Linked DNA regions of Homo sapiens: region 1 is linked to region 2. The links are chromatin contacts, found by Hi-C or POLR2A ChIA-PET in ENCODE. All regions are on one chromosome and are shown on one strand. Each heading gives the region's core, a stretch centred on a gene start or an enhancer-like site at or near the end of the contact. The rest is flanking DNA. Distances are from core to core; before and after follow the strand shown.

What was found. A loop is a pair of places that touch in the nucleus more often than their neighbours do. ChIA-PET counts read pairs that join two places held with the same protein, here RNA polymerase II (POLR2A). Pooled maps may share reads with other maps.
Region 1: a map of heart left ventricle shows a loop between it and region 2 (2.1-fold over the local background). The contact joins two enhancer-like sites. A Hi-C loop is called at or near these places in 18 of 168 maps with a recorded cell type or tissue (B cell, CD4-positive, alpha-beta T cell, CD4-positive, alpha-beta memory T cell and 12 more), 37 of 37 single-sample maps with no recorded cell type and 23 of 50 pooled maps. POLR2A ChIA-PET finds 5 or more read pairs at or near these places in 12 of 52 experiments (CD4-positive, alpha-beta T cell, OCI-LY7, activated B cell and 6 more).

The regions. Positions count from the first base shown.
Region 1 is chr14:89,766,211-89,769,880 of GRCh38, forward strand. No RefSeq gene overlaps it. Among named protein-coding and RNA genes, the nearest start is that of EFCAB11, 190 kb to the right of the region's middle. RefSeq lists enhancers at 973-1,242, 2,032-2,081. Within about 2 kb of position 1,706, at least 3 of the 41 ENCODE cell types and tissues checked have a DNase peak (open chromatin) inside an H3K27ac peak, as active enhancers do; they include B cell, where a contact is called at or near this core.
Region 2 is chr14:89,623,759-89,627,251 of GRCh38, forward strand. The region is part of intron 1 of LOC105370617 (a long non-coding RNA gene); the gene reads left to right. Among named protein-coding and RNA genes, the nearest start is that of FOXN3-AS2, 49 kb to the left of the region's middle. RefSeq lists enhancers at 1,787-2,360, 3,032-3,091. Within about 2 kb of position 1,558, at least 10 of the 41 ENCODE cell types and tissues checked have a DNase peak (open chromatin) inside an H3K27ac peak, as active enhancers do; they include B cell, where a contact is called at or near this core.

The DNA of each region.
Region 1 (3,670 bases), core at 456-2,955, 140 kb after region 2:
CTTCATCTGCCACCTCACCCCCGCTCTGGAGCTGACCGACTCCCACACAGAGCAGTCAGTGAGTTAATGTCCATGGTCATGCTGTAGGACTGCTGCTTGGCACTTCTGTGCCTGCATACCAGAGAATTGTACTTCTGAATCAGTTTCCCTCCCAGCACCCCTCTTCCATGATGGCGGCCTGTCCAGCTCTTGCCAGTGCCCTCTCTATGGAGTCTAGTCTCTCTCTGTCATGCCCTCAATCTCTCCAGACACTGGCTGGGGCCCTTTTCTGATGGACCCACCACCCAGATCCCAGTATCAGGCCACCCAGCTTTCAGGGTCACTTCCTGCCTAGATCTTTGCCTCACCTCTCTCTACCTCTTCACTGAGTTGCTCAAACTACACCTGAACTTGACATGCTTATTAGCTTCTCACCAATGATGACAGTGAGCAAAGTCTTTTTTTTCCTGGAAAGGACTAATTCCAAAAAACCATAATTCTTAGGAGCTATGTATTTTTCTTTCAAAATAAGAACTTGAATCCCAAGAGAAAATGTACACCCTTGTAGTTTAGATCACAAGGGCATGACTTGTCAACTCAGAGAGTGGCCTACAGCCTTGGTTCCATCTCTTGCTAGCTGTGGGACTTAGGCATATAACTTACCATCTCCGAGCTCTGGGTTCCACAACTGGAAAACTATCCTAAGCACAGCACCTACCTTTCAGCACTATAAGGAAGATTATGGAAGATTAAATGAGGTACACTGCCCGGTGCATGGCAAGCACAAAGTAAAGTTACTTATAATAATAATTGATTTATAATAACATGAATTTTAAATATCAGTAAATTGGCACTGATTTTTTAGTTGCTAAAATGTTACTGCCTGGGCTTTTGTGAGAAGTAGTTCAGTGCAGTCAGCGTTTCAATTTTTCATTCTGAAATCTTGTCTAACTCCTTACTTCCTCCTTTCCCTGGTGGACTCAAGCAGTGGAGGTCCCAGTGTGCCTTACACCTGAGGAGGTGTGGTGTGTACATCAAAATCAAGCCTGCTTCCTTTTGGTAAATAGTTACACCACACCAGGCGAGGGCCTGCCTACTCCAGTGTGGCCGATGTATTTTTCCAAACCCATAATCAACCCAGAGATCATTGGCCCAACCACATCTGCTGCCCTTGATATTACATCTTGGAGTGGCAGTTGAGGGCCTGGCCAAGTAGAGAACTTGTCTTTTGGGGATGAAGTAGCATTCTCCCCCAACTCTCACTTTCTTTTCTACACGTGGATTTCTTTCTGAGTCTCATTTTATCTTTGTCTTTTTGGCTTTCTTTGTCTACACAATTGTTTTATTTATTTATTTGCCCCATCCCCCTACTTTTTTTGCAATGGGGTCTCTATGTTGCCCAGAAGCATCTGGAACACCTGGGCTCAAGCGATCCTCCCATCTCAGCCTCCCAAGTAGCTGGGACTACAGGCCCGAGTTACCACATGCAGCCCCACGATTGTTCCTTTTTACATATTAAATAACCTATGCTTAATTTAGAAAATGCAAAAAATGAAAAGATGGGGAAAAAAACCAAACACGTAACTCCTGCACCTTGGTGTGTACCCATCCAGAACACTACACATGCACACAATTTTTGTTTTCTCGGAAATAAAATCATATGAGCTAGACCAGTGGTTCTCAATCAGGGTGATTTTTCCCCCACAGAAGACATTCAGCAATGTCTGCAGACATTTTAGGTTGTCAAAACTGGGGCAGGTGGTGATACTGGCATCTAGTGGTTGAGGCCAGAGATACTGCTAAACATCCTAAAACGCACAGGCCAGCCCTCAACAACAACAAATTACCTAGCCCCAAATGTCAAAAGGCCCAAGGTTAGGAAACTCTGGTCTAGACCACGGTTAAGCAAACTACTGCCCTCCTGGTTGGCTACCTGTTTTTATAAATAAAGTTTTATTAGAACACGGAGATGTCCATTCATTTCTATGTCATCTATGGCTGCTTTGACTTACAACGCAAGTGAGCAGTTGTAACAGAAACTGTGTGGTCACAAGTCCTAAAATAAATATGAGCCACATATGAAATTTCAAGTTTTTCTAGTAGCCACATTTTTTTAAAGTACAAAAAAAGCAGGGGAAATTAATGTTAGTAATATGCCCCAAATATTATCATTTCAACCTTGAATCAACATAAAAATTAATGAAATATTGTTATATTCTTTTATTTCCATATTAAGTCTTCACTTACAGCACTTCTCAATTCAGACTAGTCACATTTTTTTTTTTTTTTTTGAGACGGAGTTTTGCTCTCATTGCCCAGGCTAGAGTGCAGTGGCACAATCTCAGCTTACCACAACCTCCTCCTCTCAGGTTCAAGCGATTCTCCTGCCTCAGCCTCCCGAGTAGCTGGGATTACAGGCACGTGCCACCACGCCCGGCTAATTTTGTATTTTTAGTAGAGACTGGGTTTCTCCATGTTGGTCAGGCTGGTCTCGAATTCCGACCTTAGGTGGTCCACCCACCTCAGCCTCCCAAAGTGCTGGGATTATAGGCATGAGCCACTGTGCCTGGCCCAGACTAGTCACATTTTAAGTGCTCACGTTGCTGGTGGCTATTGTATTACACAATGCAGGTCTACACTGCATTTTTCACTAAACTGCTTTTTTAAATTATTTTACTTTTAATTTTATTTTATATATATTTTTGAGACGAAGTTTCACTCTTGTCACCCAGGCTGGAGGGCAGTGGCGCGATCTCGGCTCACCACAATCTCTGCCTCCTGGGTTCAAATGATTCTCCTGCCTCAGCCGCCCTAGCAGCTGGAACTACAGGTGCATACCACCACACCCGGCTAATTTTTTTTTTATTTTTAGTAAAGACAGGGTTTCACTACGTTGGCCAGGCTGGTCTCGAACTCCTGACCTCAAGTGGTCCCCCTGCCTCGGCTTCCCAAAGTGCTGGGATTATAGGTGTGAGCCACTGTGCCCTGCCACTAAAAAAAAAAAGTGCTGCTTTTTTTACTTAATGGAAATAAAAGTCTTCTCATGTCCACCATATATTTTTATATCTCTTTTAAAGCGTTCAACTTTTTTAAAAGATTCCAATTTTCTGGATGTTTATATTGCTTCTGAGTTTCACAATTATGAACGATTCTGCCACGAACATTCTTAGATAAAGCTTTTTCACCTCATCTGTAATTATTTCCTTAGGATAAACTCCCAGATGTGCGTCAAAGAGCAAAGAAACATTTTTAAGGGTTTTGAAATATATATATTTTTAAGAATAATACCTTCCCTACAAGATGATTACAAGAATTACGTTAGTACATGTAAATCAATTTTATTAATTCAAGTAAGGTCAATAAAACTTAAAATAGTAGGCTGGGCACAGTGGCTCACACCTGTAATCCCAGCACTTTGGGAGACAGAAGTGGGCAGATGACGAGGTCAGGAGATTGAGACCATCCTGGCTAACACGGTGAAACCCCGTCTCTATTAAAAATACAAAAAATTAGCCAGGTGTGGTGGCAGACGCCTGTAGTCCCAGCTACTCGGGAGGCTGAGGCAGGAGAATGGCATGAACCCAGGAGGCGGAGATTGCAGTGAGCCGAGATTGCGCCACCGCACTCCAGCCTGAGTGACAGAGCGAGACTCCCTCTAAAAAAAAACAAAACAAAAAAAAAACAAAAAAAA
Region 2 (3,493 bases), core at 308-2,807:
CCACTTCGGCCTCCTGAAGTGCTGGGATTATAGACCTGAGCCACTGCACCTGGCCTCAAATGTTACTCTTATCTGAAAAACACCCTCACAGACACACCCAGAATAATGGTTACCCAAATATGTGGACACCCCATGGCCCAGTCAAGCTGACACATAAAATTAACCATCACATTGTAAAAGACTGTGTTTTACCAGGATAATTCTAGAAAGTGTATGGAGGATGATTTCGATCCAAAATGTTGTAGATATCAGAAGGCAGGGTGACTTATTAGGAGGTAATTATTATCCTAGTTCAGATGCAGACCTGAAGGAATTCATCGTTGGTGGCTTCAGATGACCCTTCAGTGATCCATGGGTGATGTGTGATGTTACACACACCAAAGGCACCACACAGACACAACTCTCGGAGGAATCCATCAGAAGTGCAATGCCTAGAAAAGAACACAGTGGATAACTACGGGGGGGTCCTGGCTGCCCCTGCAACAGGCTGAGGACAACAGTGTCTTCTGGCCACTTTAACTACCCAGTTGCAGTAGACACAAAGCGGGGTGGCAACCTGGCTCCTTTTGGGGGGATTTCTCATTCCACGCCATGGTCCTGGTGTTGAGTGGGAACAGCAGGATTGAGCCCAGGGTGGGCACTTGACAGCATGCTGGACACTTGACCCCATGCCAGGACAATTAGGGTCCTCTGAAGTTCCCTAACTGAAGCCAGGGGAAGCGAGGATCCTTCTCTTCACTTGGATTGCCAAGCTTGGGTGCCACCAGTAGCCCCATCCTCGGTTTGCAGGCTCAGAAGATGGATAACTACGCAACTATCAGCCCAAGCACAACGTTAAAACACGATGAAAGCCCAGTATAAACTTTGGATTATCCAAACAAACTTTTTTCCCCTCTATCATCATAAACAGTTTAGAATAGGCTGTATATATCGCCACCGTTTATATACACACAGGGATGCACCGAAATCCTCACTGTACTGGGAAGATCCCCGGAACACTCTCCAGCTTTCTAGATATAGGTGGTATCAGGTTATACTGAAAGAAAGATTTTCCACTTGCTTCTTTGTATGCTTCCAATTGCAATAAAATGCCACCCGTCTTCACCCTATGAAGTCACAAGCCTTAACATTCCCCATGAAACCGATAGCCTCACCCTTTCACTAACGCAGGCTTAGGAGATGGTGAAATCACACGTGACTTGGATGTCATTACTTTTACCCACCATTTTATAAGGGATTTATTGCCTCAGCGGTGACAGCACTAAATCAGTCCTATGAATCTATGCTTGTCAAGAGGAATGGACAAAACTCACTTTGATTCCTTTGTCTCTCTGATATCTATCACATTTATTCCTTCGTTGACCAAACCCGGGCTTGCTTTGGCAATAATGGCTAATGGGCGGCATCTCATCCCCGGCTCCTACAGAGCCAGTCATGGAATGGCCCACAGCTTGTGTTTCTCAGACCCCCTTCTCAGTTCTGGCTCAGGCCCTTTAGGAATCATTTATCCTGGGGCCTGACTACCAAGCAGGGCTGCGAAGAAGGCCTTGAGAGGAAAGCGTGGGGCAGAACGCTGCCAAAAAAACAGCCCAATCTGGCTCTCAGCCAACCAGCTGGCTGCTGCGGGAAGGCCTCTCCCAGCCTCTCCAGACCCCCCTTTGTCTCCCTCGGCCTCCCTTTCTCAGCTGTCTCGCCTCAGGTAATCATCCACACTCTGCACTTCCCCAGCTCTTTTTATTCCCGCATTTCAGATCACTTTACACACGTTAATTAAGCCTTAAACCACTCAGGAAAGAAAAGCAAAAGGCGCGTGGGGATGTTTGCACTGCGCCCCTCCCAGCTGCTCTGGCCCCGGAGCAGGCCAGCCGCGAGCCGCCCCACTCCCAGCCCGGGAGGAAGGAGAGCCGCAGAGGCTGCTGGAGACCGGGAGGGCTTCTCCTGCGACACGCAGGGTAGGGGTGTCGAGGGTGGAAACTGACTCCACACATCACAGAACACCCCGTGTCATTGAGAGGCGCATGTCATTGTTACGGGACAACCTCCCACATATGGTCACCCGCTACAGTTGATCCAGATGACCTTTGGAAGGTGGGTCCTGGGCAAGACTGCTGGTGGAAAGAGGCGGTCTCTGCATCACACCTGGATTAGGTGCACTTCAGTCTGTGCCATTGTGGTCGTGATCGTGGGTTTTTGAATCAGAGATGTCTTAGTTCACATCTGGGCTCTGTTGTCTCCCAGCTCAGCTGTCTTCCACATATTGCCTGATATCCCAGGCCCCACGGTCTTATCTGCAAAGTGCATGTGATAGTATCCACTACCCTCCCCCAACCTGGATTTTTGTGGAGGATGAAATTAGATCATGCATGCAAAGTATTGGCACGCCAAGTGGTAGATGTTAGAGCTTGTTTGAGCCATCTTTATGTTTAGTCCCAGCCAGTCTGAATTAATGTAGTTCTGCTATGGCTGCTTGGACCCTCTAGCTCAAATTGGTGCTAAAGTCTCTCATTCACAAGAAATGGTGGGGAACTCCAGATGAAGTCTGTAGTTTAGTTAATCATCTGTATCAGTGGTAATTTTTTAGTTTTGGTAAATGTGTCATGGTTATTTGAGTACTAACATTACAGGAAGTTGGGTGAGTGGTGTGAACTCTTCTGTTTTTGCAACAAATGCTCATCTAATGATAACAATAATCTTATGAAAATACATCAAAATTCGTAATGGCTACACAGCGGGTGTCATACTTCACCTGATATGGTTAGGTTTTGTGTCCCCACCCAAATCTCATCTTGAATTGTAATCCCCATAATCCCCACAATCCCCACGTGTGAAGGGAGAGACCTCAAGATTCAAGGTAATTGAATCATGAGGGCAGTTTACCCCATGCTGTTCTCGTCCTAGTGAGTGAGTTCTCACAAGATTTGATGGTTTTATAAGGGGTTCTTCCGCTTTTACTCGACACTTCTCCTTCCTGCCACCTTGTAAAAAAAGGTGCCTTGCTTCCTCTTTGCCTTCTGCCATGACTGTAAGTTTCCTGTAGGCCTCCCTAACCATGCTGAACTGTGAGTCAGTCAAACCTCTTTCCTTTATAAATTACCCACTTTCAGGCAATTCTTTATAGCAGTATGAAAATGGACTAATAGATTACCTATATTTTTAGTGTACTATATTAAGATACCTCCATAGTGACCAAAAACATGCCAAGTCTTCGTTACCAAAATAAGAGGCAATTTATGTTATCTCTAGCTGTTATCACCACCAAGAAAAATCCCTTGGGTTTTCAGTGCCTACAAGGTACCGTATTGAACCTTAAAATAGCAAATGTTACTATCCGGTAAAACCACTACCTATGTGGCAGTCATTTTAAAGTAGGTTTGGATGTAAGATACTTGATAACCTTACCGTATAAGCCCCCAGTGCTTCCCTTATTTCACAGAAAATGAATGGCTTGCCAGTCAATCAGCTCCAAGCTTTCCCTTTTGGTGGGTGGTGACTA